Linked DNA regions of Homo sapiens: region 1 is linked to region 2. Evidence: read pairs that join two places in POLR2A ChIA-PET (ENCODE). Cell type or tissue: A673. All regions are shown on one strand.

Evidence for each region. ChIA-PET counts read pairs that join two places held together with the same protein. Peaks named below come from ENCODE experiments on the same cell type or tissue, not always from the same donor. Only the 100,000 strongest peaks of a DNase experiment are listed, where the experiment ranks them.
Region 1: POLR2A ChIA-PET joins it to region 2 with 9 read pairs; 2 of 35 experiments call an interaction of 5 or more read pairs at or near these places.

Annotation. Positions count from the first base shown.
Region 1 is chr18:71,021,556-71,029,555 of GRCh38, forward strand. It overlaps the pseudogene LOC100421257. Among named protein-coding and RNA genes, the nearest start is that of GTSCR1, 370 kb to the left of the region's middle. In A673, no CTCF peak of the experiment used is centred here; a DNase peak (open chromatin) is centred at 7,136.
Region 2 is chr18:70,701,313-70,709,312 of GRCh38, forward strand. No RefSeq gene overlaps it. Among named protein-coding and RNA genes, the nearest start is that of GTSCR1, 54 kb to the left of the region's middle. In A673, no CTCF peak of the experiment used is centred here; DNase peaks (open chromatin) are centred at 4,719 and 4,909; H3K27ac peaks cover 5,795 bases.

The DNA of each region.
Region 1 (8,000 bases), 320 kb after region 2:
TGCTAGATCAATATTAGCCATTTAGCAGTGTGTTAAGAGATGTGGCTTAGGTGACTGATACTGTACACAACTCACAGCTTATATTTACCTTCACTTGTAGTATTTTATCATTTGGGATGATAGTAGTAGAGTTTTTGTTTAATTAGAGATGCTAGGAATTATTACATAAAGACAAGACATTGAAATAAAAACATATTATAAAAAACATATCAGACATTTAAGTTCAGAGTTGGTAATTGGCAACTTAAGGCGTATTTGAAAGCCAGAGAGCCTCTATGGCAGCTGTAACGTATACAATTTTCTCCTGCAATTGCAGGTTGAACTGTGCTAAAAAACAGGCCAGGATTCATATTTTAATACTGGCCCAGTGACAAAAGAAGCTTTATTTGAAAATTTTCATGTTTTCTTTGTCCAACTCATGGTTCTTCTAGGGAAAATGGAACCCTGAGACATAGGATTGGAAAATTTGCGTTTTAAAAAAAAACTAAAAAATATTGACTCCAAATTACTTTAAGTTCTTCTGGGTAGCAAAAGTGGCTCCTATGTTTTGCCTAGAGATTGTCTTCTCACCTGAAGCAATGTCTAAGCAAAAGGATGCTTGCTTTCCTTAGGAACTATTCTCACCTCCCTTCCATGAGTTTAGGTCTCAATACAGCCTAAATAGAGAAATTCAAGCTCTATACACCAAAAGGATTTCAGGTCTGGCTAATATTTACTGGCAAAAACTAGAGAAACACATTTGGGAGTGAATCAAGAGAGTTAGGCTGAAGGGAGGAGATTAATATAAGGCGAAATAGATGTGTTAGTTTACTATAGGCGCTGTAACAAACTAACTTAATAACAGTGATTTAAAATAACATAGATGTGCCATCTTAGTATCCTGTAGGTCAAATGTCTAAAATGCATCAGCAAGGCTGTGTTCACTCTGGAGGCCCTGGGAAAGAAAGGATTTCCTTGCTTTTCTAGCTTTTAGAGGCTACCCACATTCCTTGGTTTGTTCTTCCTTCCTTGAATTGTTCCAACCTCTCCTTCAGTTGTCCTATCTTCTATTCTGACCCTCACTCTCCTGCCTCCCTCTGACCCTGTGATAACATTAGTCCTAATTGGATAATATCCCCATCTCAAGCTCCTCAACATAAACACATCTAAAATGCCCCCTATCCATGTAAGTTAACATGTTTGTTCACAAGCTACAAGAATTAGGACACGGACACATTTAGGGAGCTATTATTATGCTTACCACAATAGAAGAGAATTATTAACATAGGAGAGAATTATTAACACAAACTCTCCCATGTTTTAGAATTCGATGTTTTGCAAGGATACTTGGAACTCATTCTAATGATATTCTGGGATAGCCCTGAAATATAGTCATAACTGTTTCTACAGTAAACAAAGTAAAGATGCCAGAACATGCTGGCATAGTATTAAAGGCAAGTGAACTCAAGTGGTTACATGTATCAATATGGATATCTTAATGCCAGTCAAATAAACTATCACTTGACTGTGCTCTACAGGAGGGTCCAGAGAACATTTTCTTCACTAATGTGCTAAGAAAGCCATTGATGATGTGGACACCTGCATTTCTGAGAATCTCAGTAATGGCTTTCCTTTGTAGGTCTGTGTTTTCAGTGGAAGAAACTGCTGTGCAACTGAGTTTTCTATTATCAGCAGGAATGCTTGGATCCCTAAATGGCAGAGGCCAAGTATCAGTACTTAAACATGAAAGGTAGGATGGTCATTACTGCCACTATAGAAGTCAAGGCTACAGTGACAATCAATATGCTACAACTGTCAATAATATTTGGTAGTAGCTAACAGGCCATGGTATTCCTAGAAGACAACTAGACAGCTGTTTAGGGTATTGATCAAATTATATAATCAGAGAAATGTTAAGAGCTAAGTAGCAGAAGACTGACATCGAATTCCAGAATGGAAAATCAGGATTCCTAACTTAGGTCCCAGATTTCTACCAGTTCACAGATCCAGAGACTGCCATTTGGAATGAGCTTGGGTTGCCTTGAGGAAGGACCCTGAAAATCCTCCACAATTACATATTGTAAATGTTATTCTACTACCTCTCCTAGGAGTCCTGCAGCAAACCATAGGTTAACAGTACAATAAAGAAAAGTAAATACTCAGAATTTTCAGGGACGGTTAGATATAAGGTCTTATGACACTGATAGCAGGAGACACAAAATGGCACTATGGTTTTAAGTTACAGTGGGCATTAGAGGCCAAGTAATGTTGTGGGACTTTTCCTTAGTTTAGCGAAAGATGGGGTCCTTGTCACATAGCTACAAAAATTTAGGCTTGCAGATGATTTGAAGGGTGAGAAAGGCTGGGTTTTATTGGGTGAAAAGGAAAATAAGGGGAAACGGGGACTCTCTGCATAGCCAGAGTTCCCCTAGTGTGCTTCCCACCTTGCAGCTTGAATTCCAGGTCCCACCCAGGAAGAGGAGGGGCCAGGCTCCTCCCCACTGCAAATGGGCAAACTTCTGTGGCTCTACCCCAGTGTGGGCTCTTCCCAGTGCATAGACCAGTTAGAGTTCTGCCAGGGAGCCATTTCCACCTGGCTGTCTCAGTAATAAATGGAGTTTTGGTCTGAGTCAGTTGGTTAAAGAGATCCATGGACCAACACTGTAATTATTTCTCTGTTACCTGGATATATAATGGGCACAGACACCTTCAGCAGTGGGTAGAACATTATTCACATTGCTTCCCTAATGAGTAAAGGTGATTGTGGCAGGAGGAGCCAAATGGAAGCTTTGAATATGTTTATTATTTTCATCATCAAAGTTTTAAACTGAAGGGGAGGAAAAAAATTCTTTTCCTTCTACCCTTCTAAGTCTTTAGCTGGGATCCCTCTAATAAAAGACAGATTAGCTACAGAAAAACAAACAAGTTTATTAACATATTTATCTCATATGTACATGGGAAACACCCAAGAAAATTAGTAACTTGAAGAGGTGGCTTAGGGCTCTGACTTATACAGCATCTTTAACAAAAGACAATACATTTGTAGAAAATGACAGGACAAGGAAAAGTGAATTTAGGCTTCTAAGAGTGGCAAACTGTGAGAAGGGAAATATATGACAGCGAACTGATGGAATACGGTTTGCTTGCAGATTTCTCTAGTGCCATATTGAAACTGCCTTTGCAAAATTATGACTGAGACAGTGAAAGAGATCTAACTTAAATGACTCCATCTTGCTTCTAACCTCCATGCTGTCTTTGTTCATTCCTGGACGTAGGCTGAACTAACTTTGGGAGTAGTTTGTAGTTTATACTTTAAACAAAGACGGTAACAGCCCTTTCCCAAAGCAGACCTCCTTTTTGCCTGCGGACTAGACTAACACAGGATCAGAATTTATGTTTTAGGAGTCAGGTAGCTGGAGGCTACAAGATTCTGACCCTCCCTAAACTGCTCCTAAGATCAGTGCTTGAGATATTTTACAGACTCTGCACTTGATAGATCAGCTGGCACCACCCAGGTTATCTGATCTCTTGGCCGCCACCGCCACCGAGGAACTGACAAGAAGACAGCTTCCACTCCTGATGATTTCATCCGTGACCAATCAGCACTCCTGGCTCATTGGCTCCCCCTACCTCCACCCACCAAGTTATCCTTAAAAACTCTGCTCCCTGGCCGGGCGCAGAGGCTCACACCTGTAATCCCAGCACTTTGGGAGGCTGACGTGGGTGGATCACAAGGTCAGGAGACGGAGACCACCCTGGCTAACACGGTGAAACCCCGTCTGTACTAAAAATACAAAAAAAAAAAAAAAAAAAAAATTAGCCAGGCATGGTGGCGGGCGCCTGTAGTCCCAGCTACTGGGGAGGCTGAGGCAGGAGAATGGCATGAACCCAGGAGGCGGAGCTTGCAGTGAGCCGAGATCGCACCACTGCACTCCAGTTTGGGTGACAGAGCGAGACTGTCTCAAAAAAAAAAAAAAAACCTCTGCTCCCCAAATGCTTGGGGAGACTGACTTGGGTAATAATAAAACTCGGATCTCCCGCACAGCCAGCTCTGAATAAAATTACTCTTTCTCTATTGCAATTCCTCTGTCTTGATGAATGGGGCTCTGTCTAGGCAACAGGCAAGGTGAACCCACTGGGCGGTTACAATATCTCTGGACTGATAAGAGTCTGGAGTCTTCTCTATTAAGAGATAATATATATCCTGCCTTTAGGCATAAAAGGGGGAGGATAGAGAAAGCGTTTCCTGCATTTGCAGCATCTTAATTGCTTTTAGCTCAAAATAATTTTTATGTCAAAGAGGCATATGTTGGGGTGATACATTCTGGTTTCCTTTAATACCATAAGTAATTATTTATTCAGGTAAGAATTAAAGAGATGAAAACCACCATCAAAAATGCACAGGAAGTCGTCCTTATTCATCTGGCCTTTGTGAAAACAGATGGTTCAAGGTGGATGATGGTGCCCTACCATAAATTTAAACTGCGTGTCAGGGTCTAGGATTTTACCCTTCTTACAAGCTAGTGTGAGCCTGTTAATATTTAATTAATGCTAACAGAAAACATGAAACTCCTCAGTCAGAGACAAAATACCTTTTTATTAATGACACAGAAAGCTGCAGGGGCATTATGTTGGGCTGGTTTCCCCTGCTTCCAAGTCCTCAGGAGCAATGCAGAGTGGCTTAGGTGAATGTTGTGTATGCGGTGAATTTGCATCGCGATGGAGAAGCACAGAGATGGGGAGATGTAATGTCCAGAGGGAGACATTATCTCTTCCCTCAAAGTTACTTATTGGAAATTGTGCCCTGACAAATGGCCCAGGAAGGTATGTCTGGTGAGGACCTTTCATTCTTAGCATATCCAGAAAGAACATTCAGGGACACTTAATTCCAATGGCAGATTGCCTCTCTTAACATAGTGGAAGCTCCAATCACAGACGCCGTGTCAGATGTAATATTTTCAACAGAACATATCAACACAGCCTCTGGCACTTAGTACGTGGCCTTTTATCTGGCAACTGCTTTTTTCTCCATAACCATCATCAGTGAGGATTAAGAACAGTTTGCACTTAAATGGCAAGAATAGCAGCACACATTCACTGTCTTGCCCCAGGGCTATGCTACTTCTGCTGTCTTTCATAATGAAGTATATAGAGACCTCAGTAATCTTGATAGTCTAAAGAAAATCATGCTGGTCCACCCAATTCATGACATTGTGCTAATTAAACCTGGTAACTGGAAAATTATAATTCTCCTAAATGTTCCATAAAGGTACATGTATACCACGAAGTGGAGGATAAACTCCATCAACATTCAGGAGAAGGCCATACCAGTAGAGGGTATCAGTCATGCAGGGATATCTCCCTATAAGGCAAAGAGAAAGTTGCCATACTTTGCGACTATTACCATTAGGATACAAGAGATAAGTGGTTAATTTCGGAAGGCCACATTTACCTCCCTTAAAAATAGTTATAACAGAGAGACCATTGCAGCTTTTAACACGCTGCATCTTTTTTCCCTGTTCCCAGCCCTTCCTCTGGTTAAAAGAAAAACCTGAAACAATTTAAATTGAACAGAGTTTAATTGGTAAAAGAGAAATTTGTGAATTGCGCAGCCCCTGAAACGGGACAGATTTGTTACCGGAAAGCGGTTCCAGATCCAGACCCCAGGACAGGATTCTTGGTTTTTGCACATAAAAGAACTCAAGGAGAATCCATAAAGTGGAAGCAGTTTATTAAGAAAGTAAAGGAATAAAAGAATGGCTATTCCATTGGTCAGTCTTGTGGGCTGCTCAGCTGATTATACTTATCGTTATTTCTTGATTATATGCTAAACAGGGGTGGATTTTTCATGAGTTTTCTGGGAAAGAGGTGGGCAATTACTGGAACTGAGGGTTTCTCCACCTTTTAGACCATATAGGGTAACTTCCTGACGTTGCCATGGCATTTGTAAACTGTCATTGTGCTAGTGGGAGTGTCTTTTCGCATGCTAATACATTATAATTAGCATATAATGAGCAGTGAGGATGACCAGAGGTCACTTTAGTGGCCACCTTGGTTTTGGTGGATTTCGGTTGGCTTCTTTACTGCAATCTGTTTTATCAGCAAGGTCTTCGTGACGTGTACCTTGTGCTGACTCCCTATCTCATCCTGTGACTAAGAACACCTAGCCACCTGGGAATGCAGCCCAGTGGGTCTCAGCCTTCCTTCACCCAGTCCCATTCAAGAGAGAGTTGCTCTGGTTCAAATGCCTCTGACGGGCTGAGAGAGGCTCCAGGGCTACCACCTGGTTTGAGAAGGTTTATGAACAGAAAAAGGAAAGGAAGAAAAAAGAAAGTGCCCTACAGAAAACAGAAATGAGGTACAAAAACAGCAGATTGGTGACAGCTTGGAATTTGCCTTACTTGAACCTGGTTTGAACAGTTGGCTGCCTTTGATTGGCTGAAACTCAGTGATAGGCACAAGGGTAGGTTACAGTCGGTTCACACCTCCAGTTAGGTTACAGTTCACAATGTACCTTTAAGACATCTCAAGAGGCAGCTTTAGGCTAAACTTAACATTTTTTCCTTCCACTCTCACTTTCCTCCTCTGCAGCTCTTTTGTTTGTTCATTTTTTCCTGAGCCCCAGTCCATTTTGGATTTGGGGCTTGTAATGGACAAAGCCAGGGCTTGGGGAGCCAGTACGGCTCAGAGAGCACAGATGACTTGAGAAACCTACAGGTCTTCCCCTGGGGGTCCAGACTGGATATCATAAGATTCCAGGGTTATCAGCCAAAGCTGGCTCATATGACCTTGGGGTCACGTGCCAGACTTGGATAGGTACAAAAGCAGGACCGGATTCCAGGAGAACCACGGAACCCGGAAGCAGACCAGCCTGCTGGTGCCTGCTCTCGCGAGGCCCTGCAGACCCACATGACAGCGAGGGGCGGAGCAGTGCTGCTCATGTCTGCCCTCCTGGCCAAGAAGAGACTCCTTGGGCCGGCGAGGCAGCTGCAGGCCGTCTCAGTCCCTGGGATGCTGCCGCCCGGGAGAGCTGCCCTCGCACTCAGCTGCCTGCCGGGTCCACAGGCTCCTCCTCAGGACTCCTGCATTTTCCCCTGGCCCTGGCTTCCACAGAGCTTCCCGCATTGCCCCAGGCCCCAGACCGCATCCTGTTTCTGGTGGAAATGGCAGCGGGACTCCTGCAGAACTTGGCAGTGGCCCCAGTGAACTCAGACAAACGAGACTGTAAGAACGAGATTTGCCATTTGCTACAGACGTGCTAAATAGCAGCTCTCGTGGTAAAGAGAACGCTTCTGACCCGGGCCTGATGATTGCTTTTGTCACAAGAAGTGCAAGTTACTGTGTCCAACTGCTGAATTTTATTTGTAACTTATCAGACGCACTTATTTTCCCCAGTGCCAGCGCCAAGGAATCAAGAATCCATAGCTGACAGGAAAGCAAACGGATAAAAATACAGTTGGGTTAATGGCAACCAGGTCTACATGAATAAAGTAATTATGCTCTGTGATGTCACCGTCCAGGCATACCTTTCTTTTCTTTTTCCTTTTTTGAGGCAAGGTCTTGCTCTGACACCCAGGCTGGAGTGCAGTGGCGTGATCATGGCTCACTGCAACCTCTGCCTCCCCAGTTCAAGTCACCCTCCCACCTCAGCCTCCGGAGTAGCTCCGGCTACAGATGGATGCCACTATTGTGTCCGGAATTGGTGGGTTCTTGGTCTCACTGACTTCAAGAATGAAGCCGCGGACCCTCGCAGTGAGTGTTACAGTTCTTAAAGGCAGCGTGTCCTGAGTTTCTTCCGTCTGATGTTCGGATGTGTTCAGAGTTTCTTTCTTCTGGTGGGTTCGTGGTCTCGCTGGCTCAGGAGTGAAGCTGCAGACCTTTGCAGTAAGGGTTACAGTTCATAAAGACAGTATGGACCCAAAGAGTGAGCAATAGCAAGATTTATTGCAAAGAGCGAAAATACAAAGCTTCCACAGTTTGGAAGGGGACGAAAGCGGGTTGCCACTGCTGGCTCAGGCAGC
Region 2 (8,000 bases):
TGAATTACAGGTGTGAGCCACCACACCTAGCCTTAACCTGTGTTCTTAATATCAACTGCTCTTTCATACTCAAGAATATTGTCTCTGCTCTCATTTTCTTCTTCCTGACTCTTGACATCCTCTGTCTGCAAATTCCACTATGCTTCTTTCTCTTCAGAGCCACACTCTGCCAAGCATGTGCCATGCTTCCTGGGCTATTTTTTCACTGAATCACTATGTAATCTGGATATTTCTTTTTTTGCCACGTGTCTACTAAAACTATTCATTCTATGTTTGCCAGTCTTTAAATTGCCATATCTAATGGACGCCTTTCCTTCTTTCTTATTTTATCTTTCAGAGTATCTGATGCTGCTGGAATCTTCTTTCTTGTGAATTGCCTCCTCTATTGACTTACAAGTCAACACACTTCTGGTGTTGCTCCTTCATGTATATCAGCATCTTCTCTTTCGCTCATGGACTTTCCTCCCGCAGCTTGCTCCTCAAGTGCTAATGTTCCCTAGAATTACTGTGTTGGTTCTTTATATACTCTGCCTGAGAAATCTCACCCACTGATGATGGAACAGTCAATATTTAATTCAAATTTATTACTCTTGATTTATCTCACTACTGACAACTGAATGAAGGTACCCTGCAAGTACCTGTAGCCTGAACTCCCCACATCCCATATCCTCTGCCCAATCTGTTCCAGCCTTGTGGGGAATGATGCTACTAGTCACCATATCCTACTAGTCCTACTAGTTGCCATGTCAGCAACAGCTATTCTTCTGTTTTCTTTATTTCCAACGAGACTCAGTCACCAGGTTCTGTCAGCTTTCTTCTTCCTGCCTATCCCATTGCCTTAACTCAGTTGAGACACATCTGATTATTATGTGATAATCTTTGCCTATCTCTACTTCCCACCACACCACCGCATGCACAGTATGCCCCGGCTTAGCTCACCAACGTCCGGGTCTCAGTATCATTCCATGTAATTGCACTTCACTGTAATCTATTTTTCTGGTTACATCTACTTATCTTTTAGGATACTTCATATATACCCTCATCCAAGAAGCTGTTCCTGATTCCTGTGTGTTGAATTAAATGCTCATCCCTTATGTTGCATATCTTTCTGAGAATACCTCTAAAATAGAAGTTATCACACTTATTACAAAGAAAACGTTTGGTTTACTTGCCTGTTGCCCCCTCTAAACTCTATGCTTTTGGAGGGCATAGCTGTCATTGATTATTTCTGTATCTCCAGCACATCCTACAATATGCTGCCAGAATAAATGTTGCATAAATGCTATCTGAATGATTAAATGAATTTTAAGTGATCACTTAACTAAAGGGAAAATACCAGATTAAACTCATTTTCACTACAACTATAAAGTGTTGGGCGGCAGGCCTTGGAATACATTTTCTGAGCTAGGAAATGCCTTGTGATATTTATAGATGTGCATCCTGCATCATGACAAGACTGATATTTTTTCTGCCTTTAAGCTTGTTTTATTTCTGAGTTGGACTTTGCATACACTCAGAGTGGTGAGATTATATGGATATGGAGGTTGGCAAAGGAATGAGAATCTCTCACATTCCTTAATAACCTCCCTCTAACCTCAGGATTTTTTTTTCAGCCTCCCTATGTGCCAGCTAATCATAGTCAATGAATCCAAGTTAGAAGACCCTTTAGAGATCATGTACTCCAACACTATTATTTCATATGTGAGGAAACTGAGTCCCACTGTATTGGCTTCCTAGGGCTGCCATAAGCAATTACCCCCATACATGATGACTTAAAACCACAGAAATTTATTCTCTCATAGTTCTCTAGGCCAGAATTCCAAGATCAAGATGTTGTCAAGAGATCAAGATGAAGGCTGCAGGAAAGAGTTCTTCCTTGCCTCTTCCAGCTTTTCATGGCTCTGGTTTTTGCTTGGCTTAGGGCTGTACCACATCAATCTCTGCCTCTGTCTTTCCATGGCCTTCTTCCCAGTGTTTCTCTAAGATGTCTCCTCCTCTATCTTTTATAAGGACACATGTCATTGAATTTAGAACCCACCCTAAATTCAGGAAGATCTCATTATGAGATTCTTTATTTTTTAATTAATTAATTTTTTTATTATTACACTTTAAGTTCTAGGGTACACGTGCACAATGTGCAAGTTTGTTACAAATGTATACATGTGCCATGTTGGTGTGCTGCACCCATTAACTCATCATTAGGTATATCTCCTAATGCTATCCCTCCCCCCTCCCCCCACCTCACAACAGGCCCCAGGGTGTGATGTCCCCCTTCCTGTGTCCAAGTGTTCTCATTGTTCAATTCCCACCTATGAGTGAGAACATGTGATGTTTGGTTTTTTGTCCTTGCGATAGTTTGCTGAGAATGATTCTTAACTGAGTCACATTTCCAAAAAACAACCTTTTCCCAAATAACGTCACAATCTGAGGTGCTGTGTACACAGATCTTTTGAGGTCCACCATTTCAACCCACTACAACCACCTCTCCAAAGGCCCAGAACTAGGTAGTGGTATAGTTGCATTAGACTCAGTTTCCAGTACCCAAGTTGAGGACAGCTGAAAATTGCCCTGCACACTGCACCGTAAGATGTGCTCTGGCAAAGGGGAGGAGTGTAGTTGATCTCATATTGGCAAGACCTCAGCTGTGATTCATTTTAATTATTCACTAATATATGTGTTCTGAAATACACTGCTATGATCTGAATGTTGTGCCCCTGTACTCCCATTCATATGTTGAAATCTAATTACAAATGTGATGATATTAAGAGATGGAGCCTTTGGGAAGTAATTAGATTATGAAGCTGGAACCCACATGAATGGGATTAGTTTCCTTGTAAAGGAGGCCTCAGAAAGCTGCCCTGTCCTCTCCAGACACTGAATTTACCTTGATCTTGGACTTCCCACCCTTTAGAGCTGTGAGAAATATATTTCTATTATTTATAAGCCACTCAGTTGATAGTAGTTCATCATAGCAGCCTAAGCAGACTGAGACACACACAGAATTGGAAAAAGAGAAGTGTGTAATGAAAGTTGTTGAGATTCTGTCCTGACTGATGCTCCTAAATCCTTTCTATACTATTTGGCCCAATTATCTTTGTAGATATATTTCCCCCCAGGAAAGAATCAATAGATACTCTGCTCTGTTTCAATTTCTTCCCGTATTACTTATATGTTTTCTTTCTATCTATAAAAAAATAAGATTGGGTTTTCTGAAATATATTTTTTATTCCTGTGAGAATCAGTTTTTCTACACCACAGACACAAATCAGAACTAATTCACAGCAGATGTGAGCATTCATAAGGAGAAGTATGTTTTATATTTCCTGCATGAAAGTATAGTGAAGGTTCAGGACATGCGTGAAGGCCCATTGTGTTGAAGTAAGGGTGTTTCTTCTATGTTCCTCCCCACTTTTCAGGTGAGGAACTAAAGTTCAAATCAATCAGAAAGATAACTGAGCAGATGTGTATCTGGTCAGGGATCTGGGTCCTGATCTCTGTGTTGCCAAAGTATATACTCTTTCCTACATCTTCTTTACATTAATACATCCTGATTTGTTGTAATAACTAGACAGAAGTAGAAATAACAGCACAACGTATATGCAACTGGTGGCAGCAACAATCTATCAGAATGGTCAATAATGATCATATCAGCTTTGGTACAGAGTTGCACCTGTGTACACCTTGGGTTGGAGCCTCAGGGTCAGGAAGGCAACAAAAATGGATCTAGACAGGAGCCATGACAGTCTCTGCAGTAACCAGTCTCAGCTGAGTGTTCACCAGTACACGTGTGAGGAAGGATGGAAAGTTAATCCTGCTGCACAGTTTTTTATATTGGGTTCTTTTCTATGCATTTGCTTACTTAATTGAATATCTATTAAACAAATTGTAACCTTTCTGCAGTTCCATCAATCTTGGTTCTTCTAAATAATCATGTTCCTGGCTTTATAAATACTCAAGCCATAAGAATTTGCTACTAAAAGGGTAGCCTGAAAAGGGGAAGGCAACCAAAATAGGTGTTACTCACCTAGCGCACTGAATGCTTGATAAAGCGCAAAGTTGCAGAAGCAACTATTGTACTAAGGATTTCATTTGTACTTCCTTCTATATTATTTTAAAAAGAATTAGAGACTGTTTTGTTTATCTTGTTAGTCAAAATTACATAAACCTTTAAATTTGCAGTTTGTAAATGCTATGACAAATTCAAATATAAATCTTAGTCTAGTAATAATTCTTTAATGTATTTTTCATAATTCTATTACAAAAAAGAGATAGGTAAAAATAACAAATACTATAATTATGTTGAATTATTACAAAGACTGTTATGTCCTAATACTGCTTATTCTCTTCATATCCAAATTATGTAATAAAATGATTGCGTTCTGTGTTATGAAACTGTGAACTCTTTGAGAACTGTAAACTTAACAAGTTTCCTCAAATAACTTTGACTCTTTCAGACAGGCCCTCCAAGAGCATCTGTTGAATTAATGTTGTAGCAAATGGGAAGGTAAAATGTGCTTGCGTGTGTTAATGACATGTTATTATTGTCTTCCCTGCAGAGAAATTGTAATGAGCAGTTGCACCTATTGGCTGGTGGTTGCTGGAATGCATGCTGCCTGCCCCAAGTCTGGCTGTCTTCTATTTTCATATCTGGACCTCTTTCTGTTTCCTATTGTCTGAGTCTGACCTCTGGTTTTAAAATCAATCCCTGACCACTAGCTCAATATTTCAGATCAAAATAGCTCTGCCAATTGTTCTCTAATCTTATACTTTAGCTCTAAGTCCTTCCTTCCTTCCTTCCTTCCTTCCTTCCTTCCTTCCTTCCTTCCTTCCTTCCTTCCTTCTTTCCTTCCTTCCTTCCATCCATCCATCCATCCATCAGTACATATTAGTTAAGAGGTTACTGGGTGATACTTTGGCTAGATGTTAGAGAAGCAAGACAAATAAAACTTTTCTCATGGAGTTTACAATCGAGTGGGCAAGATCAGATCAGACATTGACTGTGGAACAGTAAGGATAAAGAGTGTTAAAAATGTGGACCTGCAGGATGTTGTGGGAGTGCAACACAGTAGGAGCTTGCCTTACCTGACGTTTCAGGACAGCAATCTCTGGAGAAATGATATTCCAGAAACCTGATGTATGTGTTGGATACAGCCAAAGTAAAGATAAGGGCTAGTGTGTTTTAGCCAGAGTAATGCATGGACAGGCACTGATATTGCCTGGGTATGTTTGACGAACAGAAAATAGACCAGCATGACTGAAGGGCAGAGACCTAGGGGGCTCAGGGATAGGGGGAGTTACTGCTTGTAGAAACGGTTTAGGGCTTGGCAATAAGAAATCTTTGAATAATTTTAAGGTGAGAAGAGGCATGGTCAGTGAGGCAGATGCTGTCTCTTTGTCCAGCTCTAAGCTCACATGCAGCTGAGATGGACTATTTCCAGACTCACTGGCCACTTCCAATTTCAAGCACCCTCATCCCTCAGCCTTCCTACCTGAGAGTTTTCTTTTGGTGCCAGCACATCTTGCTCAGCTGTCACGCGAGCTATAGCAAGTATTAGGCATTTGAAGTCATGACCATCGGTTTTCAGCAAAAAATGAGTTAGCAGAATTTTTCTTCCTTCAGTGGGAAAATTCTGAGAAATTTTGACATGGTCCTTCAGAATGCCCTAGGGGGATTAAGCCTCTGTTGTGATCAGAGTCACCTGTTTATTAGCTTCTCCATTTCTCTGGCCTACTTCCTCTACTGTTTCACTTGTGCTTCTTGGATAATATCCTAAATAAACTACCTGCACGGAAGTCCTTATCTCAGGATTTTCTATTTAAGGAACTCAAACTAAGAGGGATAATACCAGAAGTTATATTAAAAAGCAGATTCTAAGAATGGGGTTCCAATTGGAGGACTCACTGGTCATATAGCAACAAAAACTATTGCTAGTGATGGCGAGTGGGGGTAGTGATAATCCCTGGAGCTTGGAGCATCATATTTACTCAGTCTCCCCTGTGGTGAATTGGGTTGAGGTAAAGATTGAAGCTGAACCATTAACTTATGCAACAACTTTTATACTTGAACACATATGGGAGCAATGCTAATTATATGGGTTGTGGAGTTGTCTGGCATGTGTTCACATCTCTAGAATCCTTGATGAAAGAAAATAACAGGCTCAGATCCATAACTATCATCCAGGGCACACTTTAAGAACTGGAAAATGTTCTGTAGCCACAGGACAGACTATATTAAAAAAATATAACAGGAGACGAAAATGTAAAAGAAGATGGAATGCACAATCTGGTAGGTCTCTTATGCAAAAATCAGGGTCCTAATACTTCATTATTCTCAGAGTCCTAATACTTTATTATAATCTATTACTTTAAGATATTAGGGAGCTCAGTTTTGTAACGGAATCTCTCCTTAATAATATTTGGTTCTTAAGATTCTGAGACCTAGAATGGGAACTTTTGAGGGGGGATGCACGGTAATATTAAGGCCCCAAAGTCTTATGAGCTCTCTGGATAGGCACAAGTGGCTTCCTTGCCCTTGTTAAAGGTTAAATGTCCACTAGAGTGAAACTCCACAAATAATGGTGCTCCCATTCCTCAGTGAGACCATTCTATATATATATATTTTTTTGAGACAGAGTTTTGCTCTTGTTGACCAGGCTGGGGTGCAATGGTGCAATCTCGGCTCACTGCAACCTCCGCCTCCTGGGTTCAAATGATTCTCTTGCCTCAGCCTCCCAAGTAGCTGGGATTACAGGCGAGTGCCACCACACCTTGCTGATTTTTATTTTTAGTAGAGATGGGGTTTCACCATGTTGGTCAGGCTGGTCTCGAACTCCTGACCTCAGGTGATCCACCTCGGCCTCCCAAAGTGCTGGGATTACAGGCTTGAGCCACTGTGCCTGGCCAAGACCATTCTAATATGTGTTCTGCATGGTTTCTCAGACAGTGCCCACTGGAACTGAGCTCCATTGCTCATTGTAGTATCCCATTCTGGGCCTGTTGCCACTTCCTGATTCATTTCCCACACCCCCTCACCTGTGCATCCTGTGATCCCTTCCCAAGCAGATTACCTACATCCACGTTTTTTTTTTTTTTTTTTTTGACAGAATCTCGCCCTGTCGTCCAGGCTGGAGGGCAATGGCATGATCTCAGCTCACTGCAGCCTCCGCCTCCCAGGTTCAAACAATTCTCCTGCCTCAGCTTCCTGAGTAGCTGGGGTTATAGGCACTTGCCACCACACCCAGCTAATTTTGTATATATATATATGTGTGTGTGTGTGTGTGTGTGTGTGTGTGTATATATATATGTATATATATGTATATGTATATATGTATATATATATGTATATATATACATATATATATATATATTTTTTTTTTAAATAGTGACGGTTTCACCATGTTGGCCAGGCTGGTCTTGAACTCCTGACCTAGTGATCCTCCAGCATTGGCCTCTCAAAGTGCTGGGATTACAGGCATGAGCCACCATGCTCGGCCCCAAGTTCTTTATTAGCATCTATTGTATGAGTAATCCATAAAAATACAGCAATTTTAAAGATCATTCTAGTTGCAGTGTGGAAAGTCAATTGGAGGGAATTGAGAGTAAATATGGAAAGACCAATAAGAAGAATATTTAATATTCCAGGTGAAAGCAGATAGTGGTGTAGACTGGACTTGTGCCATGGTGATAGGCCAGTTCTAGAGATGGAATCAACAATACAAAATTGGTTGTATATGGAGGGGAGAGTTATTTCCATTAGTTTGCTATCTGCAACAGTTTCCCCTTTTGCTATCTTGGAACTTATACCTACCACCCAACCAGCTCTTGGCACTGTCTTTTCCAACATTTTTGAAGGGTATATTAGTCCGTTTTCACACTGCTATAAAGAACTACCTGAGACTAGGTTGTTTATAAAGAAAAGAGGTTTAATTGACTCACAGTGTGTAGGCTTAACAGAAAGCATGACTGGGAGGCCTTAGGAAACTTAAAATCATAGCAGAAGG